2 separate regions of the Mus musculus genome follow, and region 2 is linked to region 1. The links are chromatin loops, found by intact Hi-C in ENCODE. Cell type or tissue: left cerebral cortex. All regions are shown on one strand. Links, peaks and the distances in the headings refer to the core of each region. The heading gives the core; the rest is flanking DNA. Region 1 has its middle 19 kb from the start of Mrps14. Region 2 overlaps Tnr (tenascin R).

Region 1 (12,583 bases), core at 2,049-10,048:
ACCACTAACCAAGGAGTATATGTGGCTCCAGCTGCCTATGTAGCAGAGGATGGCCTTGTCAGGCATCAATGGAAGGAGAGGTCCTTGGTCCTATGAAGGTTCGATAGACGCCCAGTGTAGGGGAATCGAGGGCAGGGAGGCAGGAGTGGGTGGGTAGACAGAGGAATACCCTCATAGAAGCAGGGGGGGATGGGATAGGGGTTTCTGCGAGGGGGGAACTGGGTAAATATTTTTTTAAAAAAATAAAAAGATAAAAAGAAAAAGAAAAGACAAAAATTGAAAGTAAAAAAAAAAAAAACAGAAAAATGTGTAAATTTAACTGTAAACAGTAAAATAAGCTAACCGGTCCTTTTTAGGGATGGAGAGTAGGGGGTGGGAATTTAGACCTGGGCACCAGGTTGTGTCCAACAGGCTTAGTTTTTGGTTGGTTGGTTGGTTGGTTGGTTGGTTGGTTGGTTTATTGTTTGTTTGTTTGTTTTAAGTCCTGGAAGAGAAAAAACATCATTTAAGAGTTCTTGCATTCTAAAAGAAAATAATTGATGTAAATGAGTTGGTGGTGTAGGTTTCCCATCTTTTCTGGGCCTGGGAAAGGCCTTTGTGCATAATTCAAACGGTTTAATTCATCTTTTTGAGGATTCTATCTAAATACTGTATTTGTATCTTTCCTTCCACCTTCCTCTAATTCTTCTTGTGTCCCTTCCATTCCTTCTCAAATTCATCATCTCTTATCTTTTTATTATGTGTGTGTACATATACATATACAGCCTGCTGAAATCACTTAATGTTGCTCATACGTGTTTAAGGATGACCTTTTGGGATAATCTGGAATAACCTTGGCTAATCCACAGAGAAGACTGGTTCTTCCTATCTTAACAACCATAAGTCCTATAGCTGCTCTTCTAGAGATGAAGCATTGTGAGAATTCCCCCATCAATATTGGCATGTCAACTGGTGCAGTCATTTTTTGTTATGTTTTTGTTTTTGTTTTTTGTTTTTCGAGACAGGGTTTCTCTGTATAGCCCTGGCTGACCTGGAATTCACCTTGTAGACCAGGCTGGCCTCGAACTCAGAAATCTGGCTGCTTCTGCCTCCCAAGTGCTGGGATTAAAGGCTTGCGCCACCACCGCCCAGCTGGTGCAGTCATTTTTAAGCCTGTTTAGAAAACCATATTGTTGAGACTTCCTTTGTATAGCGACCCTGTCATAAATAGAAGACATCATGTCCCAGCAGATGTCCTATCCCAGTCTTCTGGCTCTTATAGTCTTTCTGTCCCCTCTTCTACAACATTCCTTCAGCCTTAGGTATAAAAGTTATGTTGTAGATAGATCCGCTGGGACAGGGCACAACAACCTCCTTTCAAGCTGTTGGTCAGAGGAGTGCAAGAGAAACCCCACCAATATGTGTGTGTGTGTGTGTGTGTGTGTGTGTGTGTGTGTGTGTGTTACTGCCATGGCCCTTGGTTGTGTGTGTGTGTGTGTGTGTTACTGCCATGGCCCTTGGTTGTCACCCAGAAATTGAAGATAGGACCCTGTTACTGTAGATACTACTTACTTCAGACAGAGGACTTGGAATTGAGCTGGAACAGACATGGAAGCATTCTCCTTAAGGACAAGCTCTCAGGGTACCAGAAGGAGCCATGCAAACTGCTAAGGGAGAAAAGCAATCAATAGTCCTCATCAGCTGTAACACCTGTGAACATCAACAATGACCAGGATAGCAAGATGTTCTAAAGGGAACAAGAGCAGCATTCAAATCCAGTGGGTGACGAATAGCCATCCTAATTGGACTTAAGGCCTGCTCAATAGGAGGGCATTCATTACAGGCATGATATAAACATAGCCACTACCTGTAGCTGGTAAGACCAAGGATCCTAGAGGCGAACCAACTACTGCCATTTAACTAAACCATTATAGTTTCCAAATACTTATCTTTATATCCACAACTAATTATAGCTCCCACCCATAACCAAAAAAAACAAAAAACATTTCTTTTTACAGCAGACAGAGACCATCACAGGAAGCCACAACTGGTCAAAGTATTCCATTCTTCCTATAGGTGGGTAGTACAAACCTTTCATAGACTCTGCATTCCTATTAAATACATTAATTTTTCAAGTGAAGAAAATTTTGATAACTTAAAAGCCAAAGGGAAGGGTCTAAGTATGAATTTGAGGCTTATCAGCAAAAGCAGTGGTATGTACACACACACACACACACACGAAAGAATAATAATAATAAATAATGTCATTAAAATAAACAAATAAAAAGAGACACTGAGAAGATGACATGATGTTGTCAGTAGATATTTTAGCACCACAGAATTTTAAGTTTAAGTGTAGAAAAACAACATTCCAAAGCAGCTTTATCTTTACTGAGGACTTAAGTAATGTAATCTGTGTTTAAATACAGATATTGTCATACAAGTTGGAACCTTTATTGTCCTATTTAATTTCTACTGCTAAACACTTGGCTGGGAGTGTGGGATTTTAGACAACAGGTAGCTACTGAAGATTCCTTAAAAAAAAACAAATATTGTATTTTTAATGTAGGAAGATTTTTAAATTAATTTTTAATTAGCACACAGAATATTAGTTTTCATTATGACATTCCATACACATACATCATTGCATTGTGCTCAAATCCATCCCAGCCCATCCCTCTTTCACCCTCTCATGAATCTCACTCTCCTTATAAATCTCCTTGTGATTTTTATCCTGTCATGTAGAAGAGTAAATATATAATATTTTATCTCTTTCTCCTCTCCCCTCCCTTTAAGTCCTTTCCTCACCCTCTTATAGGCTTCCTTCTACTTTTACATCTCTCTCTCTCTCTCTCTCCCTCTCTCTCTCTCTTTCTCTCTCTCTCTCTCTGTGTTAGTGTGTGTCTGTCTGTCTGTCTCTGTCTCTCTGTCTCTCTGTCTCTCTCTCCTACACACACACACACACACACACACACACTCACAGATGTAACTGATGGGGGGGGGGGAGTTGAGAAGAAGGTAGGGAGAATTTCCAGGAAGAGACAGAGACCTGGGATTGGGGAGGCACCCTTGGCTGTGACTCACTGCATTGAAGAGGCTGCCTCCTCTCTCTAGGCAGGAACCCCAGTGGAGCAATAGGGACACCAACCAACCCACAAAACTTATCCTAACTACAAGAAATTCAGGAATTGAGGATGGAGGAGAGACTGAGGGAATGGCCACCCAATAACCTGCCCAACTTGAGTCCCATCTCATGGGCAAGCACCAATCCTTGACACTATTAGTTGATACTGTTATACTTGCAGGTAGGCTTGCTTTCAGCTACCTCAGACAGAGGTATACACCCACAGCCAAAGAGTGGATGGAGCTTGGGGACTCTTATGGAAGAATAGGAGGAAGGATTGCAACCCCTACGGGGATATTAACTCCACAGGAAGACCAACAGAGTCAACTAACCTTGACCCTTGGGGCTCTCAGAGCCTGAACTACCAACCAAAGAACATACACAGGCTGGACCTAGGCCTCTCCACACATATGTAACAGATATGCAGCTTGGTCTTCATGTGGGTCCCAAACAACTGGAGCGAGGGCTTCTGAGATAAGAAGGCAGGTGTGAAGGGAGACAGTAATACCGTGGCGAATCCCAGGCTTCCCCTTAGGACTCACTCACTTGAGCTATAAGTAGATGAGACTCCAGGACGAAAGTCAGTTAAGTCTTGGAAATCAGTTGGACGTGTCCAGTGATACACTCAATATACCCAATGAGATGCTAGGGATCTGAAGTTGCAGAGAAATTGAAGTTCAGAAGAGATGTGTGAATGAAGACAGACAGACAGATGTAACAATGGCAGTTGAAGCTATCAGAATGCACAAGAACAGTCATAAAATAAGAAAAGAAAAACCAGACAGAACAGCCAAGTCTTTGGTAGACGGACACTTCTGAAAGAAGAGTCTGGGAGCACACTGTTAGAAAGACTACGATGTTGGGAAATTATATGAAAATAAAGAGGTATTTTGATCACAGCCAGAGTTAAAAGAAGGAAGTAGTTTGTTGAAATGGTAAATTGGAGCCAGATTTTAGAGGTCACTAAATGTCAAACAAAAAAAATCAACTGTTTTCACCACCTCTGTGATCAGTGGTAAAAGTCACTGTACGTGTGCTAGATTTTGTGAGCTGAGCCTCCTAACCCTGTAGGAGAATTTAGAAACAAAATCCTTAAGTGTCTGGACCATGGGATTGGAAAGAGGACTCAGCAGCTCAGAATACTCTCAGCTCTTCCAGACCTAGGGTTAATGCCCAGCATCTACTTGGCAGGTCAGAAACCATCCATAATTCCAGGTTCAGGGGATCCAATGCCCTCTTCTAGCTTCTGTGGGCTCCAGACACACATGTGGTGCACAAACATACATACAGGCAAAAACACTTATACACATAAAAACAAATGAATAAAATTTTTGAAGAGAATGAATATCTCTGCCTCTGACATATGTCGCCTAAACAGCACCACTGACTTGAAGAAGCTGGAAGGAAACCCCAGAATTTCCAGGGCTGTCATTATTTTTGCTTAGTTATTACAAGCATGTTGCCAGTGACAATGACAGGCTCCCCAAGAATCCTGCTGGCCTAGCCAAGTCCAAAACCAATTGCAGCTTATCCCGCAGCCTCTGTGAGGAGCCTCTGTCATGGAGTCTTGACGCCACAATGAATCCTGGGATTCTTGGTTTATATTCCAGAGAAGCCATCAGACAAGAGCTGAACAATGTCTGTTCACCTTTCCATTACAATGTCCCACAAACAAAGAAAATGGCCCAAGGCAAAGAGAAGGCAGACATCCTGACTCTTTTAAATGTTGGCAGCCCTACCTTCTACCATGCCACTGTGGTTTTGGGAGAAGTTTAAAGCTATGCTTCAAGAGTAATTATACATGAAGGAGCTCGTTAGACATAACCACAGCAGGGGAGAGAGATGAGCTGTATCTTTGCAGGAGGCATCAGGGTCCATGGTGAGTACGTGTTTCTGACTGTGCAGCGAGGTATGTAGTGACATCTTGGTAGATGGCATGTGTTTGGGATTATGTATGTCACATCAAGATGGTCTGTTTTGTCGTCTAGGAGATGGACAGCGATTCAGACTGACAATCAGGTGGCTGACAACTGGCTGGGTATTCATGGTCATCTTCAGGAGAATGTACTGGCTCATACACTTTGGTAGCATGTACTGTATGGTCACTTTCAGAAAATCTTAAAGTTCCTGGACAAAGTCAGAGGCTGAGAGATGTGCTGGGCAGATCTGCCACCCTCAGGAAACGATTGGCCCTGGGAACTTTGAGGAAAGAAAAAGGAAGATAAGTATAGCTGATCAAAATGTTCTTTAATTGAAACTTTGGCCAATCTTTCCTCTAGACCTCAATTTAACTTTGTACTGGGTCATTCTTCTCAATGGAAGCAATGTTAATAGGCAGAGGAAACTTTTGGGGAGCAGAGAGACTACCTCTAGATTTTGAAAGCATAGGAAGCTGAACTTAGCCTTTTAGACATCCTCAGGATGCCCCATGTTAAAGAAGAAAGCCCCTCTTTTTCTGTTAGCTCACTGGTGATGAGCAATCAGTGTCGTGAAAGAGGCCAAACTACCCATAGGAAGGTCACAGGGGACAGAGCTCATGAAGGAGTCAAGTTTAACAGTGAATCCAAAAGTAAGATCTAAGGCTAAGGGTATCAATACCATGGAGAATAGGAAACACACAATGGAGGTGGGCTCTGTCTAAACTAGTAAAGCTAGTTAAGCTAGCTTCTACTACTGGTGTATCTAGTAAAGCTACGGATGAGAAAGAACTGACCCCGAGTTCCCAGGCTCATAAATCACAATATACAGGCTGGAGGGAAGGGAACAATGATAAAGGACGGCCACGTTAGTACAAGGATCTGAGTCCATTTCCCCAAACCCAAGTGAGAGTACTAAGCATGGTGGCCCATGCTTGTAATTCCATCTCTGGGAGGAGGAGGAGAAGGCAGGAGCATCTCTGTGCTATCTAGCCAGACAGATAGACAGACAGACAGACTGACTGACTAATTGGCAAGTTCTAGGCTAGTGAGTGACCTTGTTTCAAAGGAAGTGGACAGCATTTCTAAAGATAGGGAGATGCTGTCTTGGAGCCTCCACATACCTGTGTACACACCCACATAAACACATACCTGCACACACACACACACACACACACACACACACACACACACACACACACACACATGCATGTTTGAATGGCATTAGTGCCAGAAGTATTCTAAGAGAAAACTATCTCTGCCTGAAGACCCAGCAAAGCCTCCTGGCTAAGATAAAAATAAGTATGTGTTTTGAGGTCAGAAAATAATACTGCCTGCATGTGCCTATGCCCAGGTACATAGTATATGTCTCCGAAGCAATAGTTTGCATCTGACATAGTCATACTAAAGGATTTTTCATTAACTCAAGAATCGGTTACTGTATCTTTTTGTCAAACATTCCTCCTAAATCTTACTCCTATTTCTGGAAATGCCTGGAGCATTTCATTTTTGAATAACATCTGGTAAATGAGACATCAATTAGTCATAGAAATTGCCGTTTTATGCCATGAGACAAGTTTTTAAAAAAGGATCCCCGTGGACTGCAATTCAAAGAGGAAACGTTGTCTTTGTGCTCATCCTCGATCATGGATCGGATCCTCACTGTGCAGCAGCTGCTCTAAGTAGGAAACGGACTCAAGGCTTGAATCCTCACAATAACTCAGCGTGGTGGGGAGCACTCCACGCAGGCACTCAGCACACATGGTAAAGAAACAGTAGAGCTACAATAGTCAGCTGCAGAGCCTGCCACTCAGACTGCATCCCACACTTGAAGCTGAAAACTAAGGGCAATGGTGACTTGAGCTTTGCCCCAATATACCGGTCAGAGGTCAGTAAGTATTAAAATTAAACACCCTTTTAAGCTCAGTGATTTTACCAGTTCATTTCCCCCTAACGTCCCTCTGTTTCTTAGTAGAAAGTGATAGGTCCTGAATTTCAAAGTGCTTGTTGCTCATGGTGCCCAAGTGAATATATGTTGTTAAGAAAATAATGTTAGAGTCACAGAACTCATCATTTCCCCATCAGATATTAAAGACGAGTTGACAGAGCTGGGGAGTCAGAGGGAAAACACAACATCAGGGTTAGCTTTCCCAGCACTGAGTTACTATGTGTGCTTTGGTTTCACCATCTGGAAAATGGAGATGATAAAATTTTGGCCTCACTGGGGCATAGAAAGATCAGCAAACCAACGTCTGTAATCTGAGTAGTCTAGAGTTTCTTAGAGGCGACAAAGATTACTAGCATGTATTTATCCAAATAAGATCATTAGCAAAGGACTGATGCCAGCCTCCCTCGAATTTTCCCAGCATTCAGAGCAACCATAATCAGAACCCAGTCTATTACTATAAGGGGATAAAGTTTATGCCTCCATGGTAGCCATAGATAGCCCACACAGACAGATGGGCTCAGCAGGGAAGAATCCACATGGGTGGGCCTAGTCTCTCATTTTCATGACATCAGCTTTCCCAGCTGGGTCACCATTCTGCTTCATAGGGCATGTGTTCTTCTGCTAGAGCAGGCCCTTTGGTTTCCTCACAGAGGAGAGCAGGGAGTGGGGCTTTGTATACAATCCCAATGAAACAAGCCTGAGAGACAGTCTGACATCAAACCTCAAGGATAGACTCCAAGTGTATAAAGGGATGACAATTTCTACTTCACCAACCAGCATGATGTGTAAGATTAGAGGAAATACAATCCGACTTTGTTCCTAAAGAGATCTTGGGTGCATAGTATGTGGTAGAAATTGATCAATAATGTGGAGGTATAGAACTGAACAAGGCAAAGTCATTGCCACCAATGGCTCAGCTCTTACAGACTTCACATTCTAGAGGGACAGGCAAAGCAGCATTCTTATAGAAAGGAGTCAAAATTCATAAAGCATTACCCTCTATTTTATGAAAGGATTAAATGAAGTAATGATTGCTCATAATCTCTGTGTATCTTTTAAGGAACATACTGTATATTTCTCAGTACTATATAGGGTATGAAAGAACATTGAGAAGACAGGACTTGTGGAGGTGGAACCATTTAAGTGGTTGCTGTTGTTTGTTTTTCCTCCCCTTCTCCCCTTGTGTACAGCAGAGATGCTGAGAGCATCCACTCAGAATGAACTGCATCCAAAGAAGAAAAATCAAACTCTCAAAGCAGATGCCTAGCAAGGAGAGCTCAGTCTTGTAACTTATTTGATCAAAGGGGTTCCATGGAAGGCTGGGCAGCTTCCACATGCCTAAGGCCCATGACTTGTGAGACTGTTGGAAGAGGTCATTCTTGGGGATGACAGAAAATGATCAACAATCAGTGAGAGACACCGGAAGACAAGGTTAGACCTCTACTGCAGCACAGAGCACATGAGGAAAAGGTCTCAACATACAATTCAGTTTCCTTTTTGAAATGTGTCAAGCTACAGATTCACCTGGTTTTATTTAGAACTGATAAATCCAAGAGACCAGGAAACTCTGGAACAGTTCTAGTTCCCCAACAGAAACAAGTGTAGAGATGGGGAAAGTCAAATCCAAGAAATTCTTTATCTGTTTTTAGATCAGACCCCGAGAGAAAGCTGTGGGGAGAGTATCTTTGATAAACATGAAATATAAAATAGACATTCTGTCCCCATGCTCTTTCCAGGCCCCAGTGTGGAGGTACTGTTCTACTGCTCTGGGCCTAACGGGTCACATAAATGATGAACCTTCAAGTACAGGAATGGGGACATCTCCCTGTGGCCTTGCACATGTTTCTACCTTCAGGTATTCCTAGCTTACGGCTCTGCGATAGTTCTGTCCTCATAGCTACAGAGTGATTCGTTAACATTAAAGTCTAATGATTTGCCTTTATATCAGTTAGGTTTGGGATTAGAAGAACTAGGAAGCAGAGAAAGAAAAGGAGGGAGAAAGACAATGTGGAGAAAAAAAAAAGCTGCTTTCCTATCAAATGTTTATTCCTTCAAGTGAAAACCCATTATGGCCATTGCAAGGGGAAATGGGTGTGGCCTTCACTCTGCAACCACACAAAACATTCTGTTCAGATGGAGCCACAAGCAGCTGGCGGAGAGTGTCTGAAAGGACACTGAGTCAGAATCAAACCCTCCAAATGTCAACTTTCCTCTGGTAAGAAGAGTCACCCATTCATCTGCAGAGGCAGACGCAAGTGTTGGAACCAGCCTGACAACCAGGTCTGTCTGAGGCAGAGGCAGCAGAGGGAACACTGTGAGCCTCTGCAGCAACTCCACTGAGGTGACCTGAAACTCACAGAGGCCAGGAAGTCCTGGTATCCCTGTCTCTCTAAGCTCCCGTACGCATTCTAAAACAGAGGTTCTCAGTCTGTGGGTCTTGGCCTCTTTGGGTCGAGCATCAGAAAACACAGATATTTACATTACAATGTATAACAGTACCAAGATTTCAGTTATGATGTAGCACTGAAACTAATTCTATGGTTAGGGTCACCACAACATGAGGATCTTTATTAAGGGTTGTATGCAGTGTAACGAAGCTTGAGAGCCATTGTGTTAGAGGGTTTCCCAGAGAGCACATCTGCTGGGCTTTCAGGCAGCTGGAGAACGCTTAGGAGCGTCACCACTGCCACCACTGTACAAGGCTTGTTAGTGCTAGCTCTGGGCAGGACAGAGCACTTGATCCAAGGAATGCCAAGCTGAGAGTCTCATCTCTGACTTCTGGACTTCGTGTTCTTATCAGAGGGACAGATACATATCTGACAGCTCTGTTTCAGAGCAGAGGAGAGGGTGCAGAGAAGCCTCACTCCCCCTGTTAACCTCCCATGGATACTTTTGTTCAGGTCTTTCTCTGAAAGTGACAAAAGATGTAGGTTGCCCCTCTTTGGTTGTGTGATTTTTGCCATTGTGCAAAGAGATAGAAGGGCACTTCCAAAATCTCAGGCTAGCAGGTTGTATCGATATAGGTGAGAACTGAGGAAGAAATTCAAAAGCAATGAGAGGCTTTGGCATCTGGTCTGACCTTATCAAGGCTGATGATCTGGTTAGGACATAATAACAAGTGAGAATTTCAATCATCTATCCAGAACTCTTTCTGAGCATCCCCTCTGCTAGGAATGTGAAAGCAATGTGGGGTTTTTTTGGTTTTTTGTTTTGTTTTGTTTTTTTTTAGGAAGTTTCCAGTGAGCTGAGGACACACTGCAAACATACTGTCAGACTTGTATGTGACCATGGCAGTTTCCCCGCCCCTCCTTCCCTGGCTTGGCATTACCTCTGTAAAAAATTCTAATTTTTTATGTGCTTACCTTGCGTATGCTTTTAAAACTGCCAGGTCTTGTGCACATAAATTATGAATCAGCCCTAAGGGAGTTAATTAAGAAAAGAGGAATGGGGGAGCTGTAAACGAGGAAAAGCAGCTGACAAGAGAAGTTGACGCGCTTGCCTTGAAGTCTAAGGTGAGTGTGGTGTGTTTGGTTTCCCTTCCCCAACCTCAGAAGGTAAGCCCGTGTGAAATTAGTCTTTCTGGGTGTAATCAAGGGAAAGGTTGAAATGAAATTGTTTTGATTAGGATGGACATTTAATCCAAATGAGAGGGTTCTAATCAAAGGGAGAAAACAAAACAGACAATCACACACAGAGAAAAGGGCCAGAGGATGAGGGAAATTACCGAGATTTCCAGGAAGGAAATAGAAGTGAAGATGCAAGGGGACGGCCTACCCTGGAGCCTCTGAAGGGGCACAGCCCTGCTGGTGACTTGATTTCAGGCATCTGGCAGAAGGACTGTGAGAGAATGTATTTCTATCCTTTTAAGTTGTTGATGTTGTGGCAACATTTATGGGACTATAAGAAAGTAATTTAATGAAGGGAAATAAAGAAAAGCTCGAGCGTGTGTGTGTGGGGGGGGGGGGGGAATTAGTCTAAGAGGAAGGAGCTGCTCACACTGAGAAGAACAGGCAGTGTGTGACACCCGGGCAAACAATGTGTCACACCCAGGCGTGGTGGCTGAGATTACAAACTCTAGGAGTTGGACAAAAGGGTTTAGAATGAACTACTTAGCTGTGCCCCATTAGTTGAACAAGGTTATTCTAAAACCATTTCTATCTCAAGCAGCCACTTACCTGGTATATCTGAATCATGGCAGAATTATAAACCCCCTGCCAAAACAAACAAACAAACAAAGACATGTGGCACTAAGGGTATAGCTCTATGACAGAACACCTGCCTAAAATATACTTGATGAGTGGCATGAAAATAGATGGACAGATAGACATGATAGGCAGATAGATATGATATGATATGATATGATATGATATGATATGATATGATATGATATATGGATGGATGGATGGATGGATGGATGGGTGGGTGGGTGGGTGGGTGGGTGGATGGGTGGGTGGGTGGGTGGGTGGATGGATGGATCGATGGATGGATCGATGGATGGGTGGGTGGGTGCATGGATGGATAGATTACTGTAACTGTGAGCCAGGGAGGCAGGAAGGCCAAGCTGCGGAACAACATGGACTGGATGTCGGCTCAGCTCCATGTGCCCATGAGTCTGGCCCTGTCCTACACTGCCAACTTGAATACTGTGTTCGGTGGCCCTGTGGACACAACCAGAGAAGGTGGAAAGAATTCCAAAGCCTCGAGTCAAGAAAGCGTTGACTGTGTAGATGGAAAACAGGACTCAGAAAGAGAAACCTCTTTCATGCCTATTATCTGTAACCAATCAAAACAAATATGCAAGCTTCTCCTGGAAGCTCCCGGGAGGAAAGGGAACACTTCTCTGTCTCAGCTGGGCATGCTAAGTGGAAACTATCTTACCCATTACCATCACTTCAAAAGGTGCCAGTGTATAATGCTTTGACTTTATTTAGATATTAGCCATTATGAATAATATACCAATTAAAAGGCTTTTCCTACATTTGCTCCACTCAGAACTTTATTTTACCATGAGACCTGAAAAAACAAATTTTTCTTTTCTCTTTATAAAATTCAAAGCAAAAGTTCTACCCTGGGGGGAAAGCTTCAGACCCATACGCAGGATCAGACTGGCTAAAAACACATCTATGAAACAGTGCTCACACAGGACACACCCTGTATACCACACTCTCATCTTAACCTCCTCATCCTCTTGGTCAACAGAAACCAGTGTGAACTGAGCTGGTCTGAATGGAAAGCTTGGTTGAAAGAATGGCTTTGAGGGAAACCACCGGAGGGAAGAGCTAGGAAACGAAAGGCCCAGTGTGTTCGGAGGCATTTGGGAAAGTGATAGGAAGGTGGAGTTCTACTGTGGTCATGGATATTACACTGGGGCTTTGGATTTTATTTTGAGCAGCTACCTCCCCAAAACAAGCAGTGTTGTGACAGTACTGTCTCTGACAATAGAAGAAGGTAGGGGCTAATATTGGAGAAATAATGGGTCAACTAAAAATGGGAGAAAGGTCTGTATGGTGTCACACATCTGTAATGTCAGTACTCAGGGGACAGGAGGAGGAAGTTCACCACACGATTGATGTCCGTCTGGTCTACAAGGAGAGTTTGAGGCCAGTCAGGAGTACA
Region 2 (12,583 bases), core at 1,732-9,731, 250 kb before region 1:
CCGCATAGGAAGTTACAATGGCACTGCAGGTACTTGTGGGCCCCGTGATGACCCCAGGAGCATTGGATGTGTATTCCTGTCCTAAGCTGCAGCAGAACCAGCAGAATTCACCGAGTTCGTGAGCTGACTACTAGCCAGGAAAGAGGCATGGCTAGCTAGGCCACTGGCTCTGATCCTGCCTGTCCATTCAAGAGACTTGGAATCAATTTCTTGGGAGTATCATATGGAGAATTATAATAGTGATGTCATCTGAAAAATGATAATAGTGATGTTATCTGCTAAATTATAATGACGATGTCATCTGCTACATTATATATAATGCTAATTATAATAGTGATGTCTATCTCACTTTACAGAGTAGTCAGAAAAGTTTCTATAAGCTCAATATGTCTGAAAAGTTTGCTCAAAAACAATGCAGGTTGAGAGCAAAAGGTTGCTTATCATACCTAGATTAACCAGAGTGGACTCCCATTTAGCAAGGGCAGAACTGTTTGTCACCTTATTTGACATCTCCTTGCAATGGCTGCTGGAAAATGACCTTTGAACTATGAAACAGTTCAGATTCCCCATTCTTTGAGCTGACTGTCCCCCCATCCAACCATCAGCAGCCATCATAGCACCACATGAAGGAGCAGAGGACATTGTTTAAATGTCCCTCACTGGCCATGTTGCTTTTTTGTTCTACCAAGTGAACCATACACCTGGTTGGGTTCTCAGTGGTGGGTTTTAGGGCATTTTTACCAAGCAGAACAACCATCTGTTTGAGCTCTATGTACACATAGTTTTGTGAGAACATACCACCAAGCTAGTCCCTAGCCTTTGGCTAATGTGCTCTATTACACTACCTTCCATGAAGCCTGGTGTGCCAGGTGTGTTACTGTTTGGTACATGGAGTTACCAGACATTTCATGTCTCCAATTTTAGAGCTAAAGGCTGGTGTTTAATGTTAGCAGTATTTCCTATGACTCTTGGAATTAAAATGAACATCAAGGTGTTACCCCTCCAATTACTGCATCTGCTCCATTATTTCCTTTCTCAGCCAGATACTGTTATTCAAAAGAGAAGACATACTTATCTTTGTTATTGTTCACAGTTGAGCCATTCGCAGTGGCAATCAGAGAAGCCTGAAGAGCCCCAACAAAAAGGTCCAATTTGCCACACTTTGAGCATAAAACAGCCATTGAAATGGACATTAAACAAGATGTCATTCTAAATCATTTCAAAACGAAATGGATACTATTCACTCCCTAGAATTAGAATTGTGTCTACAGAAAAGGCTTTCATGTTTCTCCTATGGGAAGAGAAACAAGCTCACCTACCACAGTTTCTGTCTCCCCTCAGTTCCCCCTCTTCGTCCTTCTCTGTCCAATCCCACATGTTGTCTGTCTACCTTGGGGCCAGCCCTTGAAACATCTTCCCCAGCCCAGTCTCTGTGCCACACCTCAAAGAGGGCAGAACCGTTAGATTGCACTCCTCTCCCTGTGTCAGAGGTCAGTGAGTCTAGATCTTGGCTAGCCAGTCATGGACATTAACAACAATTCATCCATCACCTTATATATTCAGTTCATCTTTTTCAGTAAGTAAAACCCTGGGTTTATTTAGGTTACCCCATCTCTAGGCAACTACACACCATTCATAGAAAACCATGCCCTCCGTCCTGGCATTTGTAACAGTTCCCAGTTCTTCAAGCTGTTACCACTTCTCCAGGCCTCACTGGCAACCAGCCACCCCAGGGCCTCCAGTCCAATTACAGCCCTTTACTCCACATTTCTGAAGTCCCGAAACTTCCAAAACTCTAAATAGAACTCTGCTGGGATTCAAACTGACACTTCTAAATTGTGTCTTTAATAAGAGCAGAGCCACACTCACTGTTCTGGTTTTAGAGCATCTAACAAGAACATAAAACATGGACTCTGTAGTACCATCCTAGTTTAAAGAAAACACCAGGAAATGCCTCTCTGCAGAATAAATAAGGATACCCATAGGAGGGTTTCTGGGGTATATAGAAAGGATCCTTGAAATCAGCCTATCTGACTGAAACCACTGAAAACATCGTCTGGATGAGACATACCAGAAAAACAAGATTTCGTGGAAGGGGAAGGCTTGATGCATTACTCTCTTGGGCAAACTGTGTGATTGGAAGGATCAGGAGCTGTGAGCAGTGACACACACCTATAATTACAGCATGGGAAAGGCTGAGATGGAAAAATTGAACATTAAAGCTAGCCTGGGCTATATAGCAAGATGAAGTAGAAAGGGAGAGAGGGGCAATGTGGGTAAGAAAGTAGAAAGTGGAGGTAAAGGGTGGAGGAGAGAAGGGGAAGAGGGAGGGAGGGAAGAGCAGAAATGTGGAAAGGAAGAGAAAGAAAGAGAAGATTAATTATGGAAAGTCTTGACACTGAAAGAAAAATTGACTTTTTACATGACTGGAGGTCTTGTAAGTCCTGAATGGCATAATGGGATTTGGATTTTAGAAAGATCACTAGGACAGGTCCAATCAAGATAAAGTAAATCTGAGTGAAGAGCGGTGAGAGCAACTGGTGGCTGCATTATTAATCCTGATGGGAGATAACAGGAGTCCGTGCTAATGTCAGAGATAAAAGGAGTCCATGCTAATGTCAGAGCTACGAGAAAGGCATGAATATGAACAGGTGGTCAAGAGTGAAAACCCGGACTTAGTTCATGTCTGGAATATACGAGGTAGATGTATGAGGCAGAAAAGATGAGGGAGGATACAAAGACCTAGGGGACCATGTCTGTGACAATCAGTTGGCAACATCAAAGCAGAAGCCAGAAATAATTGTTGGGAGAATAATGAGGATACATTCTAGTTTGCAGAAGGTGAGAGGATAACAATGCAGGTAGGCACAGCACAGATGATGAATAATGATTAAAGCATGGATTGCTGGAGAGTAAAATTAATCCAAAAATTTTAAGGTAATAGGTATGAGTATGACTTGAGATAAAGGAGATGAAAATGATAGTCTTCTGGAGAGGGAAAGTAAGACCCTTTTCAAGCAGAAGTAGATAACAAAAAGTTGTTTCAGTTGGTGGGATTGGCTCTGGATGGGCACAACACCAGAATCCTTCAAGATTATATGGAGATGAGAATGGTGTGACACACTGCCTCAGGACTCTCTTGAGCGGTGAAGGCTTCCTTGGAAGACCCAATAGCCCAGAGTTCTGTGGCTGCAGAAAAGAAGGTGCTGAAGCCTTATAGCTTCTATAGCTTGGAAGCCATAGAATCAAAACACTGTCCCTCTTAGGGGAAAGCAACCTTAGCTATAGTGACTATCACTTTCATCTGATAAATAACATGAGGCCCCTTCCCAGCATCTCTAACCACAAATCCTGCCAAAGGCTTCACCCGAGTCACTGTAAGTGCCTGATGGTCTGATCTCTCAGTGAACCCTGAGTTCACCTGAGCCGCTGCATAGCACCCCTGCCAAGAGAACACCCGGTCTCCACTTGTCTTTGAGAAAGAAAATCTCACCACAGGGTCAGGTAGCCTAGCTGGTAGTATTAGGCAATTTCTCTTTACCTATTTAGGTAAATATTTTCCTCTTTACAGTCTCTCCGTAGTCATCCTGACACTTCCCCACCAGGTTTAGTTATGTGTTCTTATTTAGCGAAGCTTCCTCACATGGAAGCTTTCTCACCTACCCACATCTCATTTGACATGGTTATGTTTCCGTCACCGTTTCTTGTTTATTGGTGCTCTGGCTGCTGTTGTTCCTCTTCATGGGCAGAACCAAGTTCTCACGGTGGGGTATTGGGTACAGGCTGATCAGGGACAGCAAGCACAGGGGAAAGCCAGGATGAACTTACACTGTGAGATCCATAAGGGTTGGAGGCGTCGTGGCTCCTTACTGTCTCCAATAGACACAGTGGGACCATGAGTGCTCTGTGCCTCAAAACGGCCAAAGGGAAATAGACAGAGATGCTAAGATGGAGCTGTCTGGTAAAGTTCTCAGCAAATGTTCAGTGATGAATAGAGTGGGAAACATAGAAGCGGTTCCTCCCTAGCCCTACCCTATGAGGTAATATAGAGGCAAAGGTCTGCATAGCCATGACGCAGCTCAGAAGGAAAAGGGGAAGTGAGCCAGGGTTCCATGTGAAAACCAGATGTCCACAGCAAATGGAACAGCCTCCGGAATGGTTTTGTTTTCATTTTTGGTTTTTGGCAGGAGACTCCCTCAGCTATCACCAGGGACGTCCTTTCTCCACTGAGGACAGAGACAATGATGTTGCAGTCACCAACTGTGCCATGTCCTACAAGGGTGCTTGGTGGTATAAGAACTGCCACCGGACCAACCTCAACGGGAAGTACGGGGAGTCCAGGCACAGTCAGGTAGGCCACACTCTCATTGCGGGCAGAGTGGTGGAAAGGGCAGAACCCAGGCCTTTAGTTCTGTGTCTCAGCACTGTTTCCTCTTTAAAAAGAAGTACTCTGGGACTGAGAAAAGACCATTCAAGATGCTGTCCATCAACTCATCATAGGCTCAAGGGCACGGGGCACAGAAGGGGGGAGACCAGAAACCTTAGTAATCTAAGCTATTTCCCCAGGAGACTGCAAGCCCCCAGTCTGGGCTCAGGGACAAGGAAGCAGCTGAAACACAAACCCCCAGGCAAGCCCCCAGAGGTTGCTGACCCCAGGTGGAAGCCACCCAAGTCTCCTCATCATGAATGAGCTGCCCACAATTTCACTATTCACCTAGTTGGGATTTTGACATTCACCACAGTCCCCTAGTACCAGAAACTCCTGAAGGCAAATCACAAAACTGGCAATAAGAAATAACGCACAACTTACCTTTTATAAAGACATAGGCCTCTGTAAAGGGGACGCTGGGACGAGACTCAACTCTCTCCATCATCCTGGGAACTCTGTCTTGAGCCCCTTCTTAACTGAAAACAGCTAAACTGATAAGTGAAGCCCTCAATCCAGTCATTCTTTTCAAGCAGGGTGCTCTGCTGAGCATGGAAGGTGATCTGACATGTTCATATTTCTCACACTCAGGGGATCAACTGGTACCATTGGAAAGGCCATGAATTCTCCATCCCCTTTGTAGAAATGAAGATGAGGCCCTACATCCATCGTCTCACAGCCGGGAGGAAACGGCGAGCCTTGAAATTCTGAGCACTGGGCAGCCAGCCACCAGCCAAACAATCTTTTCTGTCATTTGTTTGTATTTTATAATATGAGACAAGGGGGGGAGGGGCAACAGTAATGTGCTTCACAACATATTCAGACTATCTGAAGGAAGCAGGGATCAGTTAGGCACCATCTGCTCCTAGTTTCTGCTGCCTTGGAGCCTGACTCACAGGCTACATGCTCCCTGCTAACCAGTCCTGACTGATCACCCACCTCTTTTCTCACAGAGGAGGAAAACTGGGGAGTTAAAAAAAAGAAAGAACTACAGGTTGTTATGGTGATGGGCACACACACACAACTTCCTCTATCCCTTCTTCTGAGATACCTTCCAAGTTCTAAGTAATAGTAATCTGGTCACCACTGACTATGGCCAGGTGACCACACCATCCCAGAAAAGCTTCAAGAAAAAAGCTTGGCCAATCTTCTCTTAAGAGGGAAGATGCCCACCACACCCTGGCGCAACTGTCCAAGTTCATTGCAATGGGCTAAAGATTCTCACATTCTGACAGTTAACTTTTAGGAGGCATGGCCTCTCTTCCAGCCCCATCCTCTCCTTACTTCTGTCCCCTAGATCCTATTAGACCTACCAACCCAACCATTGTTTAGAACTCCAGTTACCAAAGCTGTCTGAACCTTGCCCTGGGTCATGCAATAGCTGTGCCCTGTGCGTCGTAAATCATTGTCGTGTAATAACTTTCTTTGGTGGTGAGACTTGGGGAAGGGTATTGTTTCTAGCACATTTGTATCAGACACTGACAAAGGACAGGAGTGGAAATGAGGGCACCTACCAGGGAGCGTGTGGGTCTGAGCAGAAACAGACCTGACTTAGTGTTGCCTTGTGCATTTGTGATCTGATTTACCATGGATTCTTTCCCTGACTCCTAACTGAAGGTCTCTAGCTCTATACCCAGTCAGGCTATCCTCAGTGCAAGTGGCTTCAGAAGAATCATGGGGGAAGTTGTATGAGCCATTCCCCTGTCTGATTACACTGGGAGGGGACAGCGTGCTTGTCCTGGTCTCTTGTTGTTTGCTTTGATCCTGTAGTAAACAGAACTGACCCCCTCAATGAGGTGAGACCATGAGAAACATTTTCCATCTCCCTCTGTTATCCTGCTTTGAGAAGAAAAATGAAAAGTGCCAGAGGAAATTGCATTTAGAACTCCAAAGGTGAGCGGAGTGATCTCCCCACCCCCACGTGATTTGATTTTTTAAAGCCCCGGAGAACTGGAGGCTATAGAAGCCATGACCTTTCAGCTTCTCCTTAAATAAAAATCCAGTCAGTCTTTCCTGCAGCACCTGCCCAAGCTGTGCCAAGTTTCTCAGCTGCCTTTTCCCTGTCTCCCTGTCCTCTCCTATCTTTGAGGGCCCAGTGTGTACTAATCGGGCCCATGGCTACTGTCTGGGGTGTCTTATACCTGTGCCAACCAGTTGGCATCTTGAAATAGAAACAGCCACCATCTAACCAAGCTTTGAGCCACAAGCAAGAGTCCTCCTGGGCTGATGATCACCTGCTGAGCATCGTGACATTGGGGTTAGCTTGCCATTTTTCTGTCACCTCCCCTGTCTCTGTGATATAGAATCACTGACCTACACAAGGCCAAAAACACAGGTGGAGTTTTCACATTTTAATCCATCATGGGCTTCAAGCAGCTAAGAGAAGGAGGAAGAGGGGGGACGCCTATAGGTTATCCGATATTTAACTAGATGTGGGCCAACTGTGCAGGACTGGAGGTAAGCACACTTAACGAGGGAATTGAAGGGCGTGATACGAGGTTGTCTCTGCCACCATGACAGCTACAAGCCCTTGATGGGTTTGTTCAAATCTCTGGGCCTTGGTTTCTTCACCCAGTTGAATCAGAGTTTAGACCAAAAGGATTTCTAATGCCCCTTTAGGTTTAACCATCTGTAATAGAAAAGCAGAATCAAAGTTGGTCTTGGTGAGTCATCGCAATTAAAGGAAAGCCAGAATCCCCGTGAAGGACATGGGGAAAGGGAGGGAAGGAGAAAAGGGGGAAAGAGACTGACTCAGAACTCTCTGTGTCTCTCATAGACACCACACACACACACACACACACCATATACACATACATACACACACACCACACATACACACCACACACACACACACACACACACACACACACACACACACACATACACCATATACACATACATACACACACACCACACATACACACCACACACATACACACACCACGAACATATACCACACATACACACACACACACACACACACACACACACACACACACACAATGCTAAAAGAAGCTGAAGCCATTATGTCTATGAAAGCAGAGCCAAGGAACTGGATGTGCCTGAACAGCCCACCTCATCAAGGGAGCTGAAATGGAACAAGATTTTGTGTCATCACTACCAGGAAAAATCAAGAAACATCAATGGAAATCCAAACCTGCTTTTTACTGGAACTATTTTATCCTGCGGAACATTTTTTTATAAATAGCATCGGCTGCATCGCCTAGATTCATTTAAAGGAATTTTAAAGTAAGAAAGAAACTTCAAAGATCAGCTCACCCAACCTTCTGTAAGAGGGTTTAGAGATCCCTTTTGTTAAGTAGAGTGAGTCCCCCCACACTCTATGCTTTGAAGAGACTGTCTTCTCAGAATCCACAGGGAGCTTCTCTCAAAGCTTCTGGACTTGACTGGCTTCACTTCTTCCTTCACTGAGCTTCCTAACTGATTCCAGTTGTTAATCTGCTCCTTCTCACGCCTGCTTTTGTCCCTGAGGAGCAGGCAGCACTACTTGGCACCCACCCTAATCACCCAAGATTCCCATAAGGGACTCAGAATGACTGAACGGGGGCCTATCAAGAAGATGGCGCAACTACAGACATGTTAGAAGGTACACTTCCACAAAATCCCCAACAACAACAATAACAGTAACAACCAGTCACCAGAGACTGCCATGGATTCACTGCCTAGAATCAAGAGCCAGGCCACTCTCCCTCTTTGCATGCCCCATCATATGAAGATTGTTTCTATACTGAGTTCTCATCTTCCCAGGGCTACTTCTGGAAGGTGAAGACATTAACTGTGAAGACTCTTTGTTAGGGATGACAACCATGTAGAAAGCGTTGGCCTTCAGACCCGACTTACTGAATAAAGGGAGACTTGGTGAGAGGGGCAAAGTGGTGCTCCCAGCTCCCAGATGTCCACTGAATCACTTATGAGAAGTAGGGCAGGAGGCAGCATAGTTCTTATGATTCTGTTAACCTCAGACCAAACCAGGACCCAGGACCCATTTGTACAGGAGACTGATTTGTAAAACAACAGCAACATGGCAGCAGAGAAAGTTGGAGCAAGCTCCCAGATATCTAAATGTCCCCTCCCCCCAGCTACCTAACACCCTATCTCTAAAGAGGTGAGAGTCACTCCTAATATCCTTGTTGCCTTCCACTGGGGAGCCAATCAGCTCCTCCGAGATAGAAAACTCTCATTTCAAAAGCAAATTTAAAGGACCAAGATTGCCTTGCCAGTAAACTCGATGCCTATACAAACTCTCCTAAAAACATCTTTACCTTTAAAGTTCAGTATCAGGACAGAGATATAGATTATGGGGCAAGAGGACATTGTAGAATCTTTTCAACAAGCTTTTTTGAAGCATCCATTGAGAAAGGTTTGATAGTTCCCCCCTTGGTCCTTTTCTATGGAGAAAGAAAGGTGGGATTTGTGAGAGCTGTGAACATTTGAAAACAGCCCCGGAGGCATGGCCTTTTCTTTTTCTTCCTCCTAGGATTTCAGAAAGGGGGCAAAGCACTTCCCCGGGATACATGCTTTTCTATCCATTGCTTGATAATCATTGCATTTAACTCCTTGATTGCATTTCTGTCCCTCTGAAGACAGAGAGGGAAGATCACTTTTCACCTCTATTTACATCCTACTGTCTGCACTGAAATACTCGTAAGAAGGACTAATATCCAAATAAATCCTAGCAGAGGTGAGATAATGCTTAGCTTACCTCAAACTTGCCAAGGCTACACAAAGATGCTTGGTTTTCATCCATCCTCCCTGGGTGGTTTCTTTCATTCATACAACTAAGCACTGAAGGTCCTCTCCACTGGAGGAAAGGGGACAGAGCTGGCTTCTGGGCTGAGGCTTGTAGCTTCTCTTTTATTATCCCACTGGGCCCTCAGAACAAACTTCTGAAGTTCTTTGACTTACTGCTTCCCTCTTGGCCTTTGCTTCTTCCACACCCCAACTCTCCCATATGCATCTCTCCTAATAATACTACAGCATTTTGGCACTGCCAGGCAAAATGAGAACTTGCAGAATGAATGAAAACTACTCGGATTACAGAGGCTAAAACAACTCTGATAAGAAGAGATGTCACAGGGATGAGAGGAGGCTTCGGTTTTCAGAGGATGTGTGTGTTGGTACACATGAGGGTCCCTTTGGAAAGAGTGGCTTTGGTTCATCCTAACTAAATCCATGCTGGATTTAGTTAAACCAGTTTTGTCTTCTTCAGGATCTGAGAAAATAGCTAGGGAAAAAAAAAGTAAGTTAAATAAAAGAAGCTGGTGGAGTCTTATAAAATAAAAACAAACCTTAGAGGCCCCACAGTGGAAACACAAAAGCCACGTGAGTGGCCACATTAAAGACATCATCAGCATCGGCTTCTCAAACTCTCGCCTCATCTAAAGAGCCTATGCATTCACCCCTGCGCCTGAGATAGGAGGCCACTAGCAGCCTTATGCACAGAAGTAAGAAGAAGGACGGCTTGCTTTGCTACTCGACCGACCAATCTTGCCTCGACCTCACATTTCCCTTCCCGGCTAGTACAGCCTGGTTTGTCATCTCAAACATTTCTGATTTATTTTTTTTTAAGGTCACTCCTCAACCAAAGCATGACTTCAGTGCACTTGCAGCATCCCATTGTCCAAATGTCCTTGGCAAACCTCACAGTCTTTGGACAGTGTTATGTTTTCTTCCCAAACAGGAAATCCTCATTCCTTCCCCAGCTTAAGACTATTTATTGCAGGATATCCATTCAACAAGGTCCTGGCTCCTAAGATCTCCTCTATTAACTTAATAGAACATCTCCTACTATTTGAGCAGTAAGACTAGGTTAAAGCTTAACTTCTAACTTGGAAATGTTGGATCCTTTCAGCCCCTGACCCCGACACTCTCATGGGTATGGTCATTGGCTAAGTTACTACCATGGCCTCTGAAGAGAAAGTACAAGATTCGTTGAGATGTAGGTACATTGTACTCAGGAAGCCTGGGCCACCTCAGGTCGGGGTTAGTGTTGTAGGGCAGACTTATAGTAAGAACTGTTTTTTTCTTGTCAGTGCTTTTACAACCCACAGAGAAACCTGTAGCCTTTAACCAATCTGTCATTGAACACTAATATACTCAACCCTGTCTCCTAGACCAACATTAAAGAACACTCCTTCAGAGGCAAAGGACATTCTGGACATCACCTAAGATGACTCTCTATGCCATGCTCAAGGAAAGCAAGGCTGACATAGGCAGGCAGCTTGCTTGAGATCACACAGCCAGTTAGACATAGAAATGGGGGTAGCCTGGTACATTTAAAAAAAATATCTGTCTCTCCTAATAGAAACTGAGAAAAACAGTATTTGTATACCTATTGGTCACATTCTGTGCAAAGGGCTTCCCATCAATTACTTTATTGAATCCTCACCCCAATCCAGAGTAAGTTTTAATCATTTTCTAGAAGAAGAAAGTGAAAGCATGGGATTGTTAAATGGCATGTGTGAAGTCACACAGCTTCTGAGGAGTACCACTGTCTCTGTCTAATACAAACAGCCTTAGTTCTTCCAGTTTGTAAAGCTGCTGTCACATTGACCACGCGGCTGCCATCTTGAACTCACTACCATTCTCATGATGTTTCTAACTCCATCCACCTCTCCTTTTCCTTTTAACAAATGGAAAATTTTGCTTGTTTTCTCATGCTATGCTGCAGAGAAACCCTCAGCCCCAAACTATTACTGTCAGAAATAGTAAGAAATAGCCCAGAAACAATTCTTTTTTCTTTCTGTTTAAAGTTTTGAAGATGGTGTCAGACACAAACATAAATTCCCATCCCAGGGCCTAGGCAGTACAGACACTTCTCTTTTCTAACACAAACCCCTTTCCAAACTAGGAAAAAAGATAGAACCAGTATCAAGGAAGGAGAGACCACAGGATAACACTGTGTAAGCACCTAGGGTATCAGTTTGACCCTAGAGTTTGCAAAGGAAGAGTTATGAGTGTGTTCAAACAACTACAAACAGCAGAAAATGCAAATATCCTGTGAATGTCTAGGCTAAAATCAACAGATTGCAGGGAAAATTAACACGACCACCTCCCAGATCCCAGAGTTCCCTGAAGGAACATGACAGGACATTTGTAAAGACTGGAACTACAAGAAGTCAAGAGAGGAGTTCTCTGTGTTTATTTTCTCATTTCCTTTCTCTCTCTCCTTACCCATCTCTTATCCCAGTGAAAGAGAAGTCTAGGAGAACAGTTTGCTACAATGCTGACTAGAATTGCTACTTTGGAAGATCTAAAAAGATATCAGAAACTTGGTGGCTTCATCTATCAGACAACAACTCCTAACACTGAGTTCTGTTTCCCTCTTAAGATATTTATGCTAAACGGACTAGGTCTTCCCAAGAGTGAATTGAGGTCCCCCTCAAAATGGTAACTCCTCTGGAACACCTCAGACACTTATTAGATAAATCAAGCACTACAGTTCCTGCAGAACTGTCTTTCAGCAGAGGAATCCTATGCTACCTACTTTCTTCACTACCCTCCTTCCTTAAGGCATAGCGATGCTACAGGGACTCACAAACAAGGGTCAGAATCTGTAAGAGTCTAGTCCTTCCTGCCTCTCTTTAACATAAATGCTCTTCCCTCCTATATTTACACACACACACACACACACACACACACACACACAAACCCCAAGTACCCTCAAGCCTATAGAAATTTCCAGGTGCCCAAAAAAAGTCACTGTGACTCTGAGGGGTTTTATTGCCTGGGGCTCCAAGAAGATAACACTCATCCTGGTGGTCTCTCAATTGCTGTCCCAACAAATCATAAGCACCAAATCCTCCATTCCCTCCGAATTTGAATTTGTGGTTTTAACCTTTAATAGCCTTTTCGGGTAAAATAACAAAGACGAACGAATTTACTGACTTTGTAGCTACACTGTTCTTGAAAAGGCTTTTTTTTTTTTAAGAAAAAAAAAAAAGGCCAGAAGGAAGAAGAAGAGAAGGGGTATATGGTATATTCTCATCAGGTGGTGCACACTCTGATGAAATCAAACAAAAGGCTATAGAGGATTGAAGAGGGAGAGCCAACTTGCCCCATCCTTTCATGGCGCTGTAGCTCAAAGACTGGAATCTGCTTGTTAACCATTGTTAACTAGTATTTTTAGTCCCAGTT

The links. Hi-C counts contacts between places; a loop is a spot of excess contacts. Peaks named below come from ENCODE experiments on the same cell type or tissue, not always from the same donor. Only the 100,000 strongest peaks of a DNase experiment are listed, where the experiment ranks them.
Region 2: it touches region 1 in a loop (2.7-fold over the local background); 14 of 42 quality-filtered maps call a loop at or near these places.

What each region holds. Positions count from the first base shown.
Region 1 is chr1:160,170,419-160,183,001 of GRCm38, forward strand. No RefSeq gene overlaps it. Among named protein-coding and RNA genes, the nearest start is that of Mrps14, 19 kb to the right of the region's middle. In left cerebral cortex, for the core only: no CTCF peak of the experiment used is centred there; a DNase peak (open chromatin) is centred at 6,690.
Region 2 is chr1:159,919,077-159,931,659 of GRCm38, forward strand. Tnr (tenascin R) reads left to right here. Exons shown (of 23, transcript NM_022312.3): 21 at 1-29; 22 at 4,188-4,351; 23 at 5,018-5,846. The coding sequence ends at 5,137. Among named protein-coding and RNA genes, the nearest start is that of Gm31667, 99 kb to the right of the region's middle. In left cerebral cortex, for the core only: no CTCF peak of the experiment used is centred there; DNase peaks (open chromatin) are centred at 5,285, 7,066 and 7,530.